Linked DNA regions of Homo sapiens: region 1 is linked to region 2. Evidence: read pairs that join two places in POLR2A ChIA-PET (ENCODE). Cell type or tissue: PC-3. All regions are shown on one strand. Each heading gives the region's core, and the rest is flanking DNA. Links, peaks and the distances in the headings are about the cores only.

Region 1 (10,275 bases), core at 710-8,709, 140 kb before region 2:
TAAACTACGGGGCCTCCACTAACTCCGGGAGCTAATGCCACAATTGAATTGAATTATTGGGCACCTAGTTGGTATTGATTGGTATTGAAAAAGAGAACATATATTTGATGTTAGAAGTGGCATCAGAAAACATCACTTAGGAACCAACAGTAATTTCTGACATTGACCTAAACCAAGTTTATAGCAACAAGCAGAGAAAGATAAAATTGAAGGAAGCAACAGCCACACAATCTTTCTTTTTTCTTTTTTTTTTGAGGCGGAATCTTGCTCTGTCGCCCAGGCTGGATCTCGACTCACTGCAACCTCCACCTCCCAGGTTCAAGCAATTTTCCTGTCTCCGGCCCCCACGAGTAGCTGGGATTACAGGTGCCTGCCACCACACCTACCTAAGTTTGTATTATTAGTAGAAATGGGGTTTCACCACGTTGGCCAGACTGGTCTTGAACTCCTGACCTCAAGTGATCCACCTGCCTCGGCCTCCCACAATGCTGGGATTACAGGTGTGAGCCACCGTGCCCGGCCAGCCACACAATCTTAACGAGAAGGCAAAAAAAAAAAAAAAAAAAAAAAAAAGGAGGCTCACGCCTGTAATACCAAAACTTTAGGGAGGCTGAGGTGGGCGGGTCACTTACTTAAGATCAGGAGTTTCAGAACAGCCTGGCCAACATGGTGAAACCTGGTCTCTACAAAAACTAGAAAAAAGTAGCCGGACCTGCCGGCGTGGTACCCCGTGCATGTAATCCCAGCTACTGTGAAAGCTGAGGCACAAGAATTGCTTCAACCTGGGAGGTGGTGGTGGCTGTGAGCTGAGATCACACCCCTGCACTCCAGCCTGGGCAACAGAGTGGGACTCTGTCTCAATCAATCAATCAATCAATCACTCAATGGAAGATCAAACTGGACCCTAAAGTCAGCAGAGAAGAAATAGAAAACTGAAAACTTCTGTCAACAAGGAGCATAAATCTGATATGATTTCTTAGTCTCCTCAGAAGATAGCCTGAAACATACAGCTTTTTTAAGAAATAAGAATTAACTACCGGCCGGACGTGGTGGCTCACGCCTGTAATCCCAGCACCTCAGGAGGCCAAGGTGGGCAGATCACTTGAGGTCAGGAATTTGAGACTAGCCTGGCCAACATATCAAAACCCCCTGTCTACTAAAAATACAAAAATTAGCCAGGCGTGGTGGCACACGCTTGGGAGGCTGAGGCACAAGAATTGCTTGAACCCAGGAGGCGGGGGGTTGCAGTGAGCTGAGATCATGCCACTGCACTCCAGCCTGGGCAACAGAGTGAGAGTCTGTTTTTAAAAAAAAGAAAGAAGAAGAAGAAGAAGGAGAAGGAGGAGAAGGAGAAGAAGAAGAAGAATTAACTACCAATGATACAGGAGAATGCAGCCACTTCATCTCTACATTCTTACAAGATGAAATACACTTAAAAATCAAGGCCGGGTACGGTGGCTCATGCCTGTAATCCTAGCACTTTGGGAGGCCCAGGTGGGAGGATTGCTTGAGGCCAGGAGTTTGAGACCAGCCATAGCCAAGATGCCAAAACCCCATCTCTACCAAAAATACAAAAAAAAAGAAATTAGACGGGCATAGTGGCACATGCCTGTAGTCCCAGCTACCTTGGAGGCTGAGGTAGTGAGAGGTGACAGCGTGCTGGCAGCCCTCGCAGCCCTCACTCGCTCTCAGCACCTCCTCGGACTTGGCATCCGCTCTGGCCATGCTCAAGGAGCCCTTCAGGCCGCCACTGCGCTGTGGGGGCCCCTCTATGGGCTGGCAGGGGCCAGAGCCAGCTCCCTCTGCTTGCAGGGAGGTGTGGAGGGAGAGGCGCGGGCGGGAACCGGGGCTGCCAGCGACGCTCGCGGGCCAGCACGAGTTCTGGGTGGGCGTGGGCTCAGCAGGCCCCGCACTTGGAGTGGCAGGCTGGTGCCACAGGCCCGGGCAGTGAGGGGCTTAGCACGGGCCAGCAGCTGCGGAGGGTGCACCAGGTCCCCCAGCAGTGCCGGCCCGCAGGTGCTGCGCTTGAATTCTTCTCCAGGCCTCAGCTGCCTCCCCACAGGGCAGGGCTTGGGACCTGCAGCCCGCCATGCCCCAGCCCCCCAGCGGTGGGCTCCCACACGGGTGAGCCTCCCTGATGGGCGCCGCCCCCTGCTCTGTGATGCCCTGTCCCATTGACCGCCCAAGGGCTGAGGAGTGCAGGTGCGCGGTGCGGGACCCGGGGGCAGCTCCGCCTCGGCTCTGGCACGGGATCCACTAGGTGAAGCCAGCTGGGCTCCTGAGTCAGGTGGGGACTTGGAGAACTTTTACGTCTAGTTCAAGGTTTGTAAAGGCACCAATCAGTACCCAGTGTCTAGCTAATCTGGTGGGGACTTGGAGAACCTTTATGTCTAGCTAAGGGATTGTAGATACACCAATCAGCACTCTGTGTCTAGCTCAAGGTTTGTAAATACACCAATCAGCACTCTGTGTCTAGCTCAAGGTTTGTAAACACACCAATCAGCACCCTGTCAAAACGGACCAATCAGCTCTCTATAAAAACAGACCAATCAGCTCTCTGTAAAATGGACCAATCAGCAGGATGTGGGTGGGGCCAGATAAGGGAATAAAAGCAGGCTGCCCGAGCGAGCGGTGGCAGTCCTTTCTGGTCCTCTTTCGTGTTGTGGATGCTTTCTTCTTTTGCTCTTTGCCATAAATCTTGCTGTTGCTCGCTCTTTGAGTCCACACTGGCATTACCCTTATGTGCTGTAACACTCACTGTGAAGGTCTGCAGCTTCACTCCTGAGCCAGGGAGACCACGAACCCACCAGAAGGAAGAAAGAAACTCCAAACACATTCGAACGTTAGAAGGAACAAACTCCGGACACGCCGCCTTTAAGAACTGTAACACTCCCCACGAGGGTCCACAGGGTGATTCTTGAAGTCAGTCAGACCAAGAACCCACCAATTCCGGACACAGTAGGAGGACGGTTTCAGCCCAGGAAGTGGAGGTGGCAATGAGTCAAGATCATGCCATTGCACTCTAGCCTGGGCGACAGAGCCAGACCACATTGCAAAGGCTTAAAAAAAAGTCAGGCACAGTGGCTCGTGCCTGTAATCCCAGCACTTTGGGAGGCTGAGGCAGATGGATCACTTGAGGTCATGAGTTAAAGACCAGCCTGGCCAACATGGTGAAACCGCATCTCTACTAAAAATACAAAAATTAGCGGGCTGTGGTGGCACATAACTGTAATCCCAGGTACTTGGGAGCCTGAGGCAGGACCCCCACTTGAACCCGGGAGGCAGAGGTTGCAGTGAGCTGAGGTCACGCCAGCCTGGGTGACAGGAAGACTGTCTCAAAAAAACACACACAAAAACAACAACAACAAAAAGCATTGCCCATATCCCACCTTCTCATTTCCCCTTACCCCAGCAATTCTTAAAAAATGAGGCCAGGCACAGTGGCTCACGCCTGTAATTCCAGCACTTTGGTAGGCCAAGTCAGGTAGATCACCTCAGGCCAGGAGTTTGAGACTAGCCTGGCCAACATGGTGAAACCCTGTCTCTACCAAAAATACAAAAAAAATTAGCTGGGCATGGAGGCAGGTGCCTGTAATCCCAGCTACTCAGGAGGCTGAGGCAGGAGAATCAATTGCTTGAGCCAGGGAGGCGGAGGTTGCAGTGAGCCAAGATTGCACCACTGCACTCCAGCCTGGGCAACAGAGCAAGACTCTGTCTCAAAAAAAAGAAAAAGAAAAACATCAATAAATAAGGTAAATTTAACTTTCATTTACCAAATGGCACATGCAATATATTTTATAATCAAATAGTATTATGCTTTTAAGTTAGATTAAAATTCCTCTATTCTAAATTGATTGTGTCCCTCCTTCAAAGGATGGGAATGAATGCTTTGATATGACTGCAGTCTAACTGGAGAAGTAAAGTCCCTGTTGATTGAAAGATAAGACAGCGGACTGGGCATCCCCTACTTCCATCACTGGCCCCTAGTTCCAGACCTGGTCTGGACAAGTCTTTGGGACTTCATACCTTTCCACTACAGCCCTTCCTGGACAAGCAATACAGACTGCCTGTGTCAAAAGCTTCCTAATCTTATGTCACATGACATGGTTTGTGAGCAGCCAGGGCACCTGGCAGAGTTCAAACAGAGCTGCTGGCTAAGCAAGAATTACTCAGAGCATTCTTAATGAAAGATTCACCAAGCCAAGGATTGTCATCAACCCTTCAGCTATTTTTGCTTTTGAGGACACAGTGGGTCTTTGATTTACAATTGTTTCCTCTCAAGCCTAGGCCAGGCTGGGCCCACTCTGCTTTGGGTTTCAATAACCACAGGGCCAACCTTTAACAGATCACCTTTGTAGAACACTTCCAAAATCAAAGAGGAAAACAGTCTAATCATTAAACAGTGTCCAGCTCTTGTTGCCTACTCTGTTCTTCCCGCCAGACCTGGCCCAAGCTTACTGTGAGCTGTTGGTCTGGATCTCTGTAGCTTCCTGTCTCAGGGCACGAATGAGCACTGTGTACACGGCACAGGTCAGGCTTACACCTGGTGCCCAGGTGGAGGGACTGTTGGAAAACTCCTCCTCCTCCTCAACTAAATCCTCCCACTTGGGCTTTCTGGGCGTATTTAATTAATTAAGTCAGCCCTAATGCTATTATCAGTTATTTACACCTCTTAACCAAATATTTTCTTATTTCAAATCCAGAAGACAGGATTTGGTAGGAAAATAATCTATTCTGGCTGGGTGTGGTGGCTCACGCCTGTAATCCCAGCACTTTGCGAGGCCAAGGTGGGCGGATCACGAGGTCAGGAGATGGAGACCATCCTGGCCAATATGGTGAAACCCCGTCTCTCCTAAAAATACAAAAATTAGCTGGGTATGGTGGCACATGCCTGTTATCCCAGCTACTGGGAAGGCTGAAGCATGAGAATCGCTTGAACCCAGAAGGCGGAGGTTGCAGTGAGCCAAGATCGTGCCACTGCACTCCAGCCTGGTGACGGTGGCGCAAGATTCCGTCTCAAAAAAAAAACAAAAAAACAAAAAAACAAAAAACTATCATTGAAATAATAACTAACATTTATTGTTTACCAGTTGTACTTGTGCTGTCTCAAAGACTCCTCATAACCTTATAAATAAAATCCCCATTTTACAGATGATAAAATTGAGGGTTTGAGTAGAGATAGAGAACTTGCCTAAGGTCACATGACTAAGCAACAGAACTTAATTCAAACTATCTAATAATTCAGGAAAAATGCCTGTTGGCTGAAATTATTTTATTTTATTTTGTTTTTGAGACAGTCTTGCTCTGTCACTTGTCGCCCAGGCTGGAGTGCAGCAGCATGATCTCCACTCACTGCAGCCTCCGCCTCCTGGGCTTAAGCGATTCTTGTGCTTCAAGTCTCCCGAGTAGCTGGGATTACAGGCACCCACAACCACGCCCAGCTAATTTTTCTACTTTTAGTAGAGGCGGGATTTTGCCATGTTGGCCAGGTTGGTCTCAAACTCCTGGCCTCAAGAGATCCACCCGCCTTGGCCTCCCAAAGTGCTGCGATTTACCGGCCTGAGCCACCGGGCCTGGCCCAAGCTACTTTAAATTTGAATGAAAATAAAATAATCCCAGCACTTTGGGAGGCCAAGGCGGGCGCACTGCTTGAGCTCAGGAGTTCGAGACCAGCCTGGGCAACAGGGCGAAACCCCATCTCTACTAAAAGTACAAAATTTAGCCAAGCGTGGTGGTGTGCTTCTATAATCCCAGCTACTAGGGAGGCTGAGGCAGGAGAATCACTTGAACCCAGGAAGAGGAGGTTGCAGTGAGTGGAGACTGCCTCACTGCACTCCTGCCTGGGCCACAGACAAAGACCCTGTCTCAAAAAAAAAAAAAAAAGTTAAAGTAGCTTGGTTGAATCCCATGGAGTGAGGTGGGAGGTGAGAGTGAATATATGTTTTGTTTTGTTTTGTTTTTTTCTAACAGAGTTTCACTCTGTTGCCCAGACTGGAGTGCGGTGGCATGATCTCGGCTCACTGCAACCTCCTCCTCCCGGATTCAAGCGATTCTCCTGTCTCAGCCTCCTGAGTAGCTGGGATTACAGGCGCCCACCACAACACCCAGCTAATTTATATATTTTTAATAGAGACTGAGTTTCACCATGTTGGCCAAGCTGGTGTCGAACTCCTGACCTCAGTTGATCCACCAGCCTCGGCCTCCCTGTTACTAAATTTTAGCTTACTAAATAAACTGAAAAGAAAGAAATTAAGTTTTTTTGGCAGAGAAGGGCAAGGTACAATAATAGTACTGATTTAATTTTTTAGGAGTCTTTATCTTTCAGAAATATACACCGAGATTCTTATAGTTGAAATGACTCGGAATTTGCTTGAAAATATTTTAGGAGGTGTAAGTGGGTAGGGGTGTAGATGAAACAAAATGGGCCATGAGTTGGCAATAATTTGAAATCAGTGGATGGATATATATGGGCATTCCTTGTGGCAGTCTATTTTTGTACATGTTTGATGAAAGTTTACACAATAAAAACTTAAAATGAGTGAATGAATGAAAAATTTAAAAAAACTATGTCAGAGTGAACACTGGTTTTGCTCTTTAGTCACTGAAATGTTAAGGTTTGGGCATATTTCAATAATAGCAAGATATTAGCAATACAAGTAATAGCAACACAACTTATAATCATACATCCTCCCATGTGCATAGAGCTTTACAATTCACAGGGCCCAAACCTGAGCCCACACCGGAAGTATTGATATCACTTTACAAATGGGAAAACTGAGTTCCAAGAGGTGAAGTCACTCAAGGGTTTCACACAATGCATCAGCAGCAGGGCCAGAGCTAGCATGAATTCTTTTTCTGACGAGCAACTTTTTCTGAATATCCTTTGCAGCAGCAATGCAGGCATTAGCAGGAGCTAGCAATTCAGAGAAGGAGCAATTCCCAGTCTGCACCTTCCAGCTCCAGGGATGGCCTCTCTGCTGCGATAGGGCAGAACAGAAGAGTCCTGCATCTCTGGGTGGCCCCACATGCTGTCTCCTAGAGGGGCCGGCCTCTAAGCAGGGGCAGATCTGGGTTTTATGGGCATTGAACCCTATACAATTTGGGGCTTCAAATCTGGGGTTTCATAACCCAAAATTACCAATACAAAATTAGATACAATATCCAATATGTATTTTGAATGAGAAAGTAAATCACAACAAATACCTGTATCCTTGGTGAGTCAGGACCCTTTGTTCTGCGATCTCTTTTAGAAAATGTATCAGAAATACAAACATAGCAATGCTTGCTAGTTACAAGCTGGCTGCCTCCTGGAACATGGGAAAACTCCCTGCACCCACAGCCAATAAAGGGTCAAAACAAGATTTAACTGGAGGAGGTGAAAGGAATGAGGGAGGCAACCAAAGCAAACATCATCATTTCCCTATTACATGAAGGACATTCCTGGAAACTGGCTCACAAGATTATAGAAGCTAAGTCCCAATTCTGTAGTCAGCAGGCTGAAGACCCGGGAGAGCCTATGGTACAGTTTCAGTCTCAAGGCCAGCTCAAGACACAGGACAAGCCATGTTTCAGTTGACTCTCAACACAGAAGAACATCCGATATCCCAGCTCCAAGACACTCAGGCAGGCAGGGCTGATTGTCTCTCATTCACGGGAGTGTTCGCCTTTTTGTTCTACTGAGGCTTTCAGCTGATTGCGTAAGGCCAACCCACATTGGGGAAGACAATCTGTTTTGCTCAATCTACCCATTCAAATGTTACTCTCATCCAGAAACCCCCTCACAGGCACACCCAGAATACCGTTTGACCAAATTTCTAGGCACCCCATAGTCCAGTCAAACTGGAACATAAAATTAACCATCACACCCTCTGACTTAAACTCTAAGAAGGCGGGTCTAAATCTGGAAATACCTTAAAAAGGAAATTGTTACTGTCACCTGATTAGCATGACTTTGGTTGCCAAGAAAATGCCAAACATTAGCCCATAAATGAGATCCTTAGCATAATCTCCTCTTAATCCAAAATACATGCAAGTAACGTGTCCAGTAATATTTACAGCACATATCAATGGCACTGCATTAGATACTTCATGAAACCAGGAAGGCAACTGACTGTTTCCCCTTCCTGTCAATATTCTGAATCCTGCTGTATTAATTCTGTTTTTCATTGTCTGTATTTTTTTATGGTTTGACATTTTGGGGTCTTGCTAATCCCAGAGACTGCCCCTCCCAGGACTAGCTAACTCTGAGAGATGGTAAATGGCTTGCCTGGCTTGCCTATGACCACACCTTTGATATGTAAACCAATCAATCCAGAGCCATATTCTGAACCACCTCCTCTATTTGGCTTTAACCCTGCAAGAGGCAATTTTCCCCTGCCCTTATTATTCCAGGGCCAGGCATCAGACAACTACAACTATAGGCAGCTCATGAATCCTGGAGCACTCTAAAATTATTCAAACTAGCCAATCCCAAACCTAGCCAGCCCTTTCCCCTGCCTCACAATACAGTCTTTTGCCTGTTCTTTCCCCTCACTTTTTCTGCCCCTTCACCTACGCAGGTGCTTTCCCATATGGCCCCATGTGAGGTGTTATGCCTCCTGTTTCTAGGGAACTGTGAGTAAGAGCTTCTTCCTTCATGGCAGTCACCTCCTGATCTGTTGGCCTCACCATACTTGATTAAAACAAATCCCAGGTACGTTGTAATACATCTAGATTAAAATGCATGTGCCAACTATTCAGTCAGATGGAAGCTTTTACATGTTTAACACATTTTTGCTCGGCTTCTTCTCCTCACATATCCACTAAACTGTCAGGCGGCATCTTAAAAGCCAGGCGCGGTGGCTCATGCCTGTAATCCCAGCACTTTAGAAGGCCGAGGCAGGTGGATCACTTGAGGTCAGGAGTTTAAGACCAGCCTGGCCAACATGGTGAAACCCTGTCTCTGAAAAATACAAAAATTAGCCAGGCATGATGGCGGGTGCCTGTAATCCCAGCTACTCAGGAGGCTGAGGCAGGAGAAACGCTTGAACCTGGGAGGCAGAGGTTGCAGTGAGCCGAGATCGCGTCACTGCACTCCAGCCTGGGCACAACAGAGCAAGACTCCGTCTCAAAAAGGAGAAAAAAAAAATACGCCGTCTCTATGCCGTCTCTAAAATGCAATTTAATTACATAGTACCGAAGAATGTTACAATTTGTGGGTGATTGAGCTAAATTTTTATAAATTTTTGCAACTAAATAACATAGCTACAGTTTGAGTTTTTAAGGCAGTAACCGCTCTAGAAGAAGCAGCACGTGGCCTTCCTTTCCTTTGTCATATACTATCCTCCATTCTATTGAAACTTAAGATATCTTCTCCACCAAGAAAAATCTTCACATCTATTTTATCCATTTAACCTTGATAAAGGAGGGCATCAGCCAGAAGTGCTCAGAAAAGAAGGTGAGAAACAAGTTTTCTGCAGCATATAAGTCTATGTGCAAATTCAGGTTTATACCTACACTGAATTTGTCTCAATCACACAGGGGCTAAGTTTGCAGAACTGAAAATCAGGAAAGATAATCTAAGCTGAATTTTTATTAGGAGAATTTTTACCTGCGCAAATGATATACGATTAAATTACTTACATTTAGCTATGCTAAATATGTAAGTGTATCTTTGTGAAATAGACTTACATGAAATTCGCATGGTCACAATTCTGCTGCTGTTTAAGAATGTTTCCAGGCCAGGCATGGTGGCTCACGCCTGTAATCCCAACACTTTGGGAGGCTGAGGCAGGCGGATCATGAGGTCAGGAGATTGAGACCATCCTGGCTAACACAGTGAAACCCTATCTGTATTAAAAATACAAAAAATTAGCTGGGCGTGGTGGCACGCACCTGTAGTCCCAGCTACTTGGGAGACTGAAGCAGAAGAATTGCTTGAACCTGGGAGGCGGAGGCTGCAGTGAGCCGAGATCGCACCACTACACTCCAGCCTGGGTGACAGAGCAAGACTCCATCTCAAAAAGAAAAAAGAATGTGTCCACAAGTATTCATTGAGCGCCCACTGTATGTAAGGATGCAAGCTGAGAGACAGCAATTTCTCCAGGCCTGACCCCCTCCCACTCTTTTAGCTAGGGCATTGAGGCTTTACATGGGAAAACAAAGTTCTGGAAAGTGATCGCACAAAGGGGCAGCTTTGAGTAAGAGAATCTTCTGGTGTTGGAACAAATTAACCCTCCTGTTGGAGGAGAAACAAAACCAGTTTCACATGGGCTAATTTTGACAAATCAGTTAGGA
Region 2 (10,275 bases), core at 1,367-9,366:
CTGCTGTACATTATAACAGTGATTCTCGAAGTGTGGTTCCAAGACTTGAAGCATCAGCATTACCTGGGAGCATGTTAGCAATATACATTCTCAGGTCCCATCCCCATCACCATCCCAGACCTACCGAATCAGAAATTCTGGGAGTAGAGTTAAGCAGTTTGTAGTTTAACAAGCCCTCCAGGTGATTCTGATACACATAAAAGCTTATTCAGTGAATAGTGCTAGGAAAATTGGTTGTCCATTATGGGACAATACAGACACACAATGAAACAATGTATAATATATATATTAAATGCCTGGAAAATCGATAACAAAAATTGTATCCTAAATACTACCTTTTGTACCCCTCTTCAGAGATGTTGCTAAGTGAATCAGTTAATTTTTACATATTTTATATCGAACTAATGTACATTTTGTAGGTTTTCTCAGTTTAATTTTATGTTCCAACGCCCCTCAACAAGTGAACACCCTTCTTTTCTTCAGCTTTGTTGTAATATTTAGATATGGTTATTAATTCACTAATAGTAGAATTAGTAAGTTAAGCAAAAGCTTCAGTACCAAGACACAAAATCACTATATATTTGCCTTGTGGTTCTTAACTTTCTAAAGGTCATTGACTCCTTGCAGCATGTGTTACTAGAAATGGATATTCTGGCTGGACACATTGGCTTACGCCTATAATCCCAACACTTGCAAGGCCGAGGCGAGTGGATCAGTTGAGGTCAGGAGTTTGAGACCAGCCTGGCCAACATGGTGAAACCCTGTCTCTACTAAAAATACAAAAATTAGCCGGGCGTGGTGGCACGTGCCTGTAGTCCCAGCTACTCGGGAGGCTGAGGCAGAAGAATCACTTGAACCCAGAAGGCAGAGGTTGCAGTGAGCTGAGATTGCACCACTGCACTCCAGCCTGGGCAACAGAGTGAGACTCTGTCTCAAAAAAAAAAGAAAAAAAGAAGTGGATATTCTCACCAGAAAAATGAACCTATATCTAATATTTTGAATGAAATTTCAGAATACCTTGATTTAATTGTAATGGGATAAAGATTTAGTTAGAAGTTCATGTTTTGTAGGATATTGCATATTTCTAGTTTGATTGCTTGCTTTTTTAAAAAATTAACTTGTTCCTTTTTTCTCCTACTTGTAACTCTAAGGTGGATACATTGCAAATAGCCTAGCAATCATGACAGATGCACTTCATATGTTAACTGACCTAAGCGCCATCATACTCACCCTGCTTGCTTTGTGGCTATCATCAAAATCACCAACCAAAAGATTCACCTTTGGATTTCATCGCTTAGGTAGGTAGTTGGTGTTTCTTTTGCTTTATAATATTTTATAGTAAAACCACAATGAACTATAACCCTGATTAACTGAACTCGTTCCAGTGATATCTTGTTTGAACAAAGCAAATGAAAATAGATAAACAAAATTTATTCAGAAACATCTTTTCCAGGGTACATTTAGCCTAGTCAGCTAAACAGTTTACACATATAAAATTATATGATGATCATTAATCTTCAAAGGTTGCTCCCTATGTCCTGAAGATATCATCAGAAAAAAGTTTACTTTCAGTTTATTGAACAAAGCAAAACCACATGGGTTTAACCCGTTAATGAGCATTAGCTTCTCTCTTTTACTTCAGGTATTTCAGCCAAAGCTACCATAGCTTAGATTTTAAGCAGAGCTATCACAGGTATAATGTATGCTGTGTGGCTGAACTTGACTGCAGCCATCGTATCAACATAATTCTGCAAATGCACACATTTTTATTTGCCTGTTTTGAACAAATTTTAATGTTTAATTATAAAGAGTTAAAATCATACATTGCTATCTACACAGCTCTGCTTCTTACTGTATTACTGTTTTTAAATTTTTTGCTTATTTTGAAAATATGTATAAAATAATTACCTGAACTATTATATGAAGTAACATTTACCCAGATGTCAGACTCAAAAGTAGAACCCAAAAGTTGACATTTAAGTAGCTTCAGCAAAACTTGCCTCAAAGAACTAGAGTTAATATCTGATAATTTCATTTTGTAGGAACACTGATGCTCCTGGCTAATATATCAATCAATTCCTCATCATCTTTTTTATTTTTTAGCCTAAAAAAACTTAGACTGTAGATTTTTTGTTTGTTTCTTTACCTATATTTTCTTTGTATTTGTTTTTTGTTTTTTGCTTTTAAGACAGAGTCTTGCTCTGTTGCCCAGGCTGGAGTGCAGTAAACTTTTTGTTTCTTTACGTACATTTTCTTTGAATTTATTTCTCGTTTTTGCTTTTAAGACAGAGTCTTATTCTGTTGCCCAGGCTGGAGTGCAGTGGTGTGATCTTCTTGCACTGTTGCCCAGGCTGGAGTGCAGTGGTGTGATCTTCTTGCGCTGTTGCCCAGGCTGGAGTGCAGTGGTGTGATCTCAGCTCACTACAACCTCCACCTTCCAGGCTCAAGTGATCCTTCCACCTCAGCCTCCCGAGTAGCTGGGACTATAGGCGTGCACTAGCATGCTCAGCTAATTTTTGTGATTTTTGTAGAGACAGGGCCTACCTACAAGGGGGTCATCCTTTGCCCAGGCTGATGTCAAACTCCTGTGCTCAAGCCATCCTCCTACCTTGGCCTCCCAGAGTGCTGGGATTACAGGTGTGAGCTGCCATGACTGGCCCACAGCATCCAGGACCTCTTACTTAGTGACTGGGTCTTCTGGTGCAAAACTTGACACTGTACCTAAATGGTGATATTCCAAGTAGCTATCCAGGTCATCAGGTTGGAAAATTATCTAGCATCCCCACCCCTCCGTACTCTCAGCTACTGTACAAAAGAGCTAAAGCCCCAAGTGAAGTTTTTCTTTTGTTAAGCTACTGCATAATGCATGTGAATGTGTTCCTGGCCAGGCACGGTGGCTCACGTCTGTAATCCCAGCACTTTGGGAGGCCGAGGTGGGCGGATCACCTGAGATCAGGAGTTCAAGACCAGCCTAGCCAACATGGTGAAACCCCATATCTACTAAAAATACAGAAATTAGCTGGGCATGGTGGTGCACGCCTGTAATCCCAGCTACTCAGGAAGCTGAGGCAGAAGAACTGCTTGAACCCGGGAGGCGGAGGTTGTAGTGAGCCTAGATCATGCTGCTGCACTCCATTCTGGGCGGCAGAGTAAGACTCTTGTCTCTCTCAAAAAAAAAAAAAAAAAAGAATGTGTTCCTAAAGGAAACTCCACTGCTTCTCAACATATTATATAGTCATTTGTTTACTGGTTGCCTTAGGATTTTTAAACAGCTTCAAAATTATTTTTAAACATTAATTTTTTTGAGATTTAAACACCTGCAGTTAAGATCTAAGATGTAAACATATCATCATGGAATGGGAATTTTTTTAACACTGCTTGAGAGAGTACATTTATATAGTCCTGTGGTTCTTAAACTCTTTTAGGTTATAAACCCTTTGGAATTCTGATGAAAGCAGTGAAACACTCCCTCAGAAACATGCAATAACAGAACACAGAAGATGCTACACATATAAGTTAAGAACCCATAATAATGAAACTTCTATTAAATATTAAAGAAGTACTTAGTGTTTGTTCTACATAGTCACTTTGCTTCTTCATAAATAAATACTATGTAAAAATAAGAGACAATAGAACTGACCGGTCCTATTGTGTCTCTGGAATTTTCTATAGAAAGTCAAATCTTTCCCTTTCCTTAAAAGTACTAAGTTCCAAGAAGGTAGACCAGACAGCACCATTTGATTCCTGTCTCTCTGAGAGTCCATTAAGATAAAAACATAGAGGTACCAAAACACCAAAGAGAATTACATGATTGGGTTACCAGTAAACACATTTCCAGAAATTTTTGGAAGTTGTAAAGTACATATGAGTGGGTTGAAGGAGAAAACAAGCCAAGAAGCAATGTGTAGAACATACTCTGAACTAGGAACTGGACCAGCCCAACAGATCTTAAGGCTTAGGGACAGAGATGAGCAGAAATGAGAATTGGGGCTGAAAACGGAAGATTAATTGAATAAGTGGGAAGCCGTTCCCAGTGGTCACTATGCCCCTACCTCCCTTCTTACTCCTACCTCTACTCAGGCAGCCTACACTTTCCGCCAAGTAAAACACCACATAGTTCTTCTAGAAAGAAACTGAACAAAATGTTCAGGGAAAACTAAGAATTAGTGTGGAAGTTGATGCTCCAAAATAAGTCTTACTTTTACCAGAATTCAGATTTCTACCACCTCATATCCTGATTCTCCACCTACTCATCCTAAAGGAATATAGTTATCCTCTGCCCTGCCCTACACCCCATATTAATAACCATTTTAGGCTGGACATGGTGGTTTATGCCTGCAATCCTAGCATTGTGGGAGGCTGAGGCAGAAGGATCCCTTGAACCCAGAAGTTCGAGACCAGCCTGGGCAACATAGGAAGACCCTGTCTCTACCAAAAAATATTATTTCAATTCATTTCTGGCTTATCCTTCCAGCATTTCCTTTTTACAAAGGATAGTTTCCCTATCCTTCTGCCCTAAGTATGAATAGACAACCAAGAATCTTCCAGCATGTGGGAAAAACCAGCACCATGAATTAAAATGACCAAAACTAAACTAATAGAAAAATTAACCCTAAAGGAAAGAGAAGTAACTTAAAGAACCAGGAGAAGCTGGGCATGGTGGCTCATGCCTGTAATCCTATCACTTTGGGAGGCCAAGGTGGGCGGATCACTTGAAGCCAGGAGTTTGAGACCAGCCTAGCCAACATGGTGAAACCCTGTTTCTACTAAAAATACAAAACCTAGCTGGGCATGGTGGTGCCCACCTGTAATACCAGCTGCATGGGAGGCTGAGACATGAGAATCACTTGAACTTGGGAGGTGGAGGTTGCAGTGAGCCAAGATCAAGCCACTGCACTCCAGCCTGGGCAACAGAGTGAGACAAAAAAAAAAAAAAGGAAAAAGAAAAGAACAGAACCAGGAGAAAAGTTTTTAAATTATCTTATTAATATGCTCAGAATAATAAAACAGTAAAATGTTTTGGAAAAATAAATACAAGAAATAGCTCTTTGAAATTAAAATTATTCCTGAAATTTATTATTTATTTATTTATTTATTTATTTATTTATTTATTTTTGAGACAGAGTCTCACTGTGTCACCCAGGCTGGAGTGCAATGGCGCGGTCTCGGCTTACTGCAACCTCCACTTCCCAGGTTCAAGTGATTCTCCTGCCTCAGCCTCCAGAGTAGCTGGGATTACAGGGGCCCGCCGCCACTCATGGCTAATTTTTGTATTTTTAGTAGAGACGGGATTTCACCATGTTGGCCAGGATGATCTGGATCTCCCGTCCTCGTGATCCACCCGCCTCGGCCTCCCAAAGTGCTGGGTTTATAGGCATGAGCCACCGCCCCCAGCCAAGCCTTACTATTAAGAACCTCAGAAAAATAGAACTTAAAAAATAAAAAGAAGTAACCACTTAATGCATATGGTATTTCTTTTTGAGGTGTTGAACATGTTCTGGAATTAGTAGTGATGATGGCTGCACAACCTTGTACATGTACTGAAAACCACTGAATTGTACACTTTAAAATGGTGAATTTTGTTACATGAATTTTATGTCAATTTTTAAAAGTCATCTAAAAAAATGAAAGGGAGGGAATTGTTAAAGATATAGATAGATAGGTATTTCCTGAGCTAAGAAGGTACTCAAGCTTCACACTGAAACTTTTGGGATCTTCTTTTTTTTGTTGTTTTGTATTCTGAAATATTATGAGGGGATATCTAGATATAGACCTTATTTCACTTATTCTGCTCTATGAAATAATGGTGGAAATTTGGAAGAAAAAACTTAGTTTGCTTGAGGAAGATTCAAAGATACATAGAATTTGATGAATAAAGCTGTAAACCAAAGCAGTTGGTGTCCCTGAGTTCCACAGTACCATTGCTTCAGAGTAATCTCTTGAAGTTCTATGGGGAGAGATATATTTACATTTGGACACACTTAAGTAGGGTAGCTCTTGTGATCTCTAATTCCAGACTTGGAGATTCAGGTCCTGAAAACTTCACAGAGGGAATCCCCACAAGAAGCTTGGTTTGTTACCATTCTTGTTGAATTTTGTTTTGTTTTGATGACATGGTGGGGTGGGACAGGGATGGGTTTTTTCTCTGTTGATTTATTTTGTAAATATGCAAAACATGTTGCAAAAGTCAAATTTTATTTTATTAATTTATTTATTTGAGAGTGGGTCTCACTCCGTTGTCCAGGCTGGAGTGCAGTGGCGTGATCTCAGCCCCCTGCATCCTTGACCTCCTAGGCTCAAGCAATCCTCCCACCTCAGCCTCTCGAGTAGCTGGGACTGGGACTGGGACCACAGGCATGCACCACCATGCCTGGCTAACTTTTGTATTTTTTGTAGAGACGAGGCTTTGTTTCCCAGGCTGGTTGCAAACTCTGCAGCCTGTTTCCCAGGCTGGTTTTGAACTCTTGAGATCAAGTGATCCACCCGCCTCGGCCTCCCAAAGTGCTGGGATTACAGAGATAAGCCATCATGCCTGGCCAAAAATTATTTTTTAAAAGAAAACACAGAGAAGTCTTGCTTTCATTCCCCTCCACTCCATCTCCCCATACCATTCCATAAGAGTAGACCCTTTTAATTGGTTTCTAGCCTATCCTTCCAGCACTTCCTTTTGAAAACATAAGCAAATACATATATATGTTCATATCCTGCTTCTCACCACCCTTTTTTATGCAATAGGCAGTATACTGTATACTCAACTCTAGACCTGGAGGCAGTGATTCTATATAGAGTTCCACCTCCAGATCACTTTATAACAGTACATAGAAGCTTCTGGTTTGAAAATGTCAGAGCTTAAAGGAGGAGAACAACCACTTAACTATTCAGATAGAAGTAATATTCCCTTGCTCCTTTTGAATAAAAATTGAAAACAGGATATTGTCTTGGGATTCTGCATGAGGAAGCAGAAAATTAGATTTCCTGGGAATTTCTTCTACACTGAAGAATGAAATTTTACACTCTATCTGACAATAGTAAATATCAAACCATAGCTTAGCTGTAATTGCCATTTTAGTTGTTATATGGATGTGTTTCTGCTTTAAAAGATCACATTCTCTGTAGGCTTTAGATTGGTTTATATTTATTTATGGACTATTGATTGTAGCCTTTTTTTTTCTTTTCTTTCTTTTTTTTTTTTTTTTTAATTTTTGAGATGGAGTTTTGCTCTTGTTGCCCACGCTGGAGTGCAATGGCGCAATCTTGGCTCATTGCAACCTCCACCTCCCGGATTCAAGCGATTCTTCTGCCTTAGCTTCCCAAGTAGCTGGGATTATAGACGTGTGCCACCATTCCCAGCTGATTTTTGTATTTTTAGTAGAGATGGGGTTTCACCACGTTGGCCAGGCTAGTCTCGAACTCCCGACCTCATGTGATCCTCCCACCGCAGCCTCCCAAAGTGCTGGGATTACAGGCGTGAGCCACCATACCCGGTTGATTGTAGACTTTTGATTGGTATTTACAAGGACCCATGAGAGGCAACAAAGAGAAGTTGTCAAGAGAACAGACCCTGAGACCAATAGTTTGGCTCAAGCTCTGGCTCCCTAACTTCCTACCAGTTTGACCTTGGGCAAGTTACCTAACATCTTTGTGCCTCCATTTTCTATTTGTAAAAGGAAACTAATAGTAGTGCCTACTTTATAATAGAGTTATTACAAATATTAAATGAGTTAATATTTGTAAAGTAATTAGAAAAATGCCTGGCACTTCAAAAGCAGCCTTCATTTATTCTTTGGAAATAATTTTAAATGAATTCAAGGTTTATATGTAGCTTTTAGGCATATATACATAAATGTCACTGTAAACTGCAGAATATCCGATCTTTAAAATTTTTTGGTTAAATTTTATCATAATATGGTAACAAATCACATTTATTGCTTTTAGGTGTTAGCGATAAAACAGAGTTTGTCAGTTTTAGTCTCTTATGTAATGGAACAGAAATACGATGAGCCCAGTGGGAGAAAGCAGGAGGAGTTCTTGTCCGTCTCTACTTATACTTTTTGTTTTTTTTAAGTTACTAAATATTTTTGACACTGATTTTTGCTTATGAATAGTTTTGAAGTACCAATGAAAATGGGTTCTCACCCAAGTGAGAATAGTTTTGCTAAAAAGGTAGAAATAAAAGAAATTGAAGGAGCAATTCTACTTGATGGTAAAACAGTGATGTTGTTATATGCTATTCACATTTTAGTTTTCTCCTCTTCCCATTAGTTCTTTCTGTACAGTTTAAACTGAATCTGGAATTTTCTTATAGAGAATTAGCTTTACATGATCAAGTACTGTCTATTTAGTTACTCTGGAGGCTATTACTTCCCCTCTCAGTTCCTCCAAATGGTCTGGAGTGAAGAAGGAATCATTTTTGTTTCTTCTGTAACCCAAAGATTAGCTATTTTTTCTTGTTTTTAAATTTTTATTTATTTATTTATTTATTTATTTTGGAGACTGAGTTCCACTCTTGTTGCCCAGGCTGGAGTGCAATGGCACGATCTCAGCTCACCGCAACCTCTGCCTCCTGGGTTCAAGCGATTCTCCTGTCTGAGCCTCCCAAGTAGCTGGGATTACAGGCATGTGCCACCACACCCAGTTAATTTTGTCTTTTTAGTAGAGATGGGATTTCTCCATGTTGGTCGGGCTGGTCTTGAACTCCCGACCTCAGGTGATCTGCCCACCTCGGCCTCCCACCTCCCAAAGTGTTGAGATTACAGGCGTGAGCCACCATGCACAGCCTGTTTGTTTTTTTTTGTTTTGAGTTCATGACTTTTTTTTTTTGAAATGGAGTCTCCCTCTGTCACCCAGGCTGGAGTGCAGTGGCTCGATCTTGGCTCACTGCAACCTGCCCCTCCCAGATTGAAGCGATTCTCCTGCCTCAGCCTCTCGAGTAGCTGGGACTACAGGCGCCCACCACCATGCCCAGCTAATTTTTGTATTTTGGTAGAGACGGGGTTTCACCATATTGGCCATGCTGGTCTCGAACTCCTGACCTTGTGATCCGCCCGCCTCAGCCTCCCAAAGTGCTGGGATTATAGGTGTGAGCCACAATGCCCAGTGAGTCCATGACCTTCTAAAAGGATTAGCTTTTATTGAATAAAATATTAAATGAGGAAATGAAAATTAATTTCAGGTCTTCTTTTGTCCTGTTGATCTAGGGTAAATAGTTTTACTGTGCCTTTGCTTCTCCTTCTGTAATAAAGAGTTTTTAATATTTACTTATATTGTGGTTAATGTCAAATTACAGCTGATACATGTATCTAATTTGGATTATCTAGTATTCAATAAAAGTATATTACACATGTGAAGGTGTATAGAAACTGATAATAGACAAACAGGCAGATGTATTTCTGAAATTCGTGTGTAAATTATCTTTAGATGAATGGAGTCTTTTTTTTTTTTCGAGACACGGTCTTTTTCTGTTTTCCAGGCTGGAATACAATGACACCATCATAGCTCACTGCACCGTCGAACTCCTGAGCTCTAGAAATCTTACCCTCGCAGCCTCCAGAGTAGCTAGGACTGCATGCATATACCACCATACCCAGCTAATTTTTTAATTTTTTGTACAGACATGGTCTTGCTTTGTTGCCAGGCTGGTCCTGAACTCCTAGCTTCAAGCTATCCTTCCACCTCAGTCTCCCAAAGTGCTGGGATTACAACCATAAGCCACTGCACCAGGCCTGATGAATGGAACCTTTTAAAGTCACTAATAGTCCAGGCACTGTGGCTCATACCTCTAATTGCAGCACTTTGGGAGGCCAAGACAGGAGGATCACTTGAGCCCAGGAGTTGGAGACCAGCCTGGGCAACACAGGGAGATCCCGTCTTTATAAAAAGAAAAATTAGCAGATGTGGTGGCACACACCTGTGGTCCCAGCTACTTGGGAGGCTAAGATAGGAAGATTGCTTGGGTCCAGGAGGTTGAGGCTACAGTGAGCCATGTTCGGGCCACTGCACTCTAGCCTGGGTGATGGAGCAAGACCCTGTCTCAAAAAAATAAAAAAATATAGGCTGGGTGCGGTGGCTCATGCCTGTAATCCCAGCACTTTGGGAGGCCGAGGCTAGTGGATCACCTGAGGTTGGATTTCGAGACCAGCCTCACCAACATGGAGAAACCCCATCTCAACTAAAAATACATGTGGCACATGCTTATAATCCCAGCTACTCAGGAGGCTGAGGCAGGAGAATCGCTTGAACCCGGGAGGTGGAGGTTGCGGTGAGCTGAGATCATGC

Evidence for each region. Peaks named below come from ENCODE experiments on the same cell type or tissue, not always from the same donor. Only the 100,000 strongest peaks of a DNase experiment are listed, where the experiment ranks them.
Region 1: POLR2A ChIA-PET joins it to region 2 with 17 read pairs; 4 of 35 experiments call an interaction of 5 or more read pairs at or near these places.

The regions. Positions count from the first base shown.
Region 1 is chr15:45,642,937-45,653,211 of GRCh38, reverse strand. The region is part of intron 1 of SQOR (sulfide quinone oxidoreductase); the gene reads right to left. Among named protein-coding and RNA genes, the nearest start is that of SQOR, 13 kb to the right of the region's middle. In PC-3, for the core only: no CTCF peak of the experiment used is centred there; DNase peaks (open chromatin) are centred at 4,171 and 7,391; H3K4me3 peaks cover 627 bases; H3K27ac peaks cover 4,933 bases.
Region 2 is chr15:45,502,161-45,512,435 of GRCh38, reverse strand. SLC30A4 (solute carrier family 30 member 4) reads left to right here. Exons shown (of 8, transcript NM_013309.6): 3 at 1,152-1,298. It also overlaps the pseudogene HMGN2P46. Among named protein-coding and RNA genes, the nearest start is that of SLC30A4, 15 kb to the left of the region's middle. In PC-3, for the core only: no CTCF peak of the experiment used is centred there; no DNase peak of the experiment used is centred there.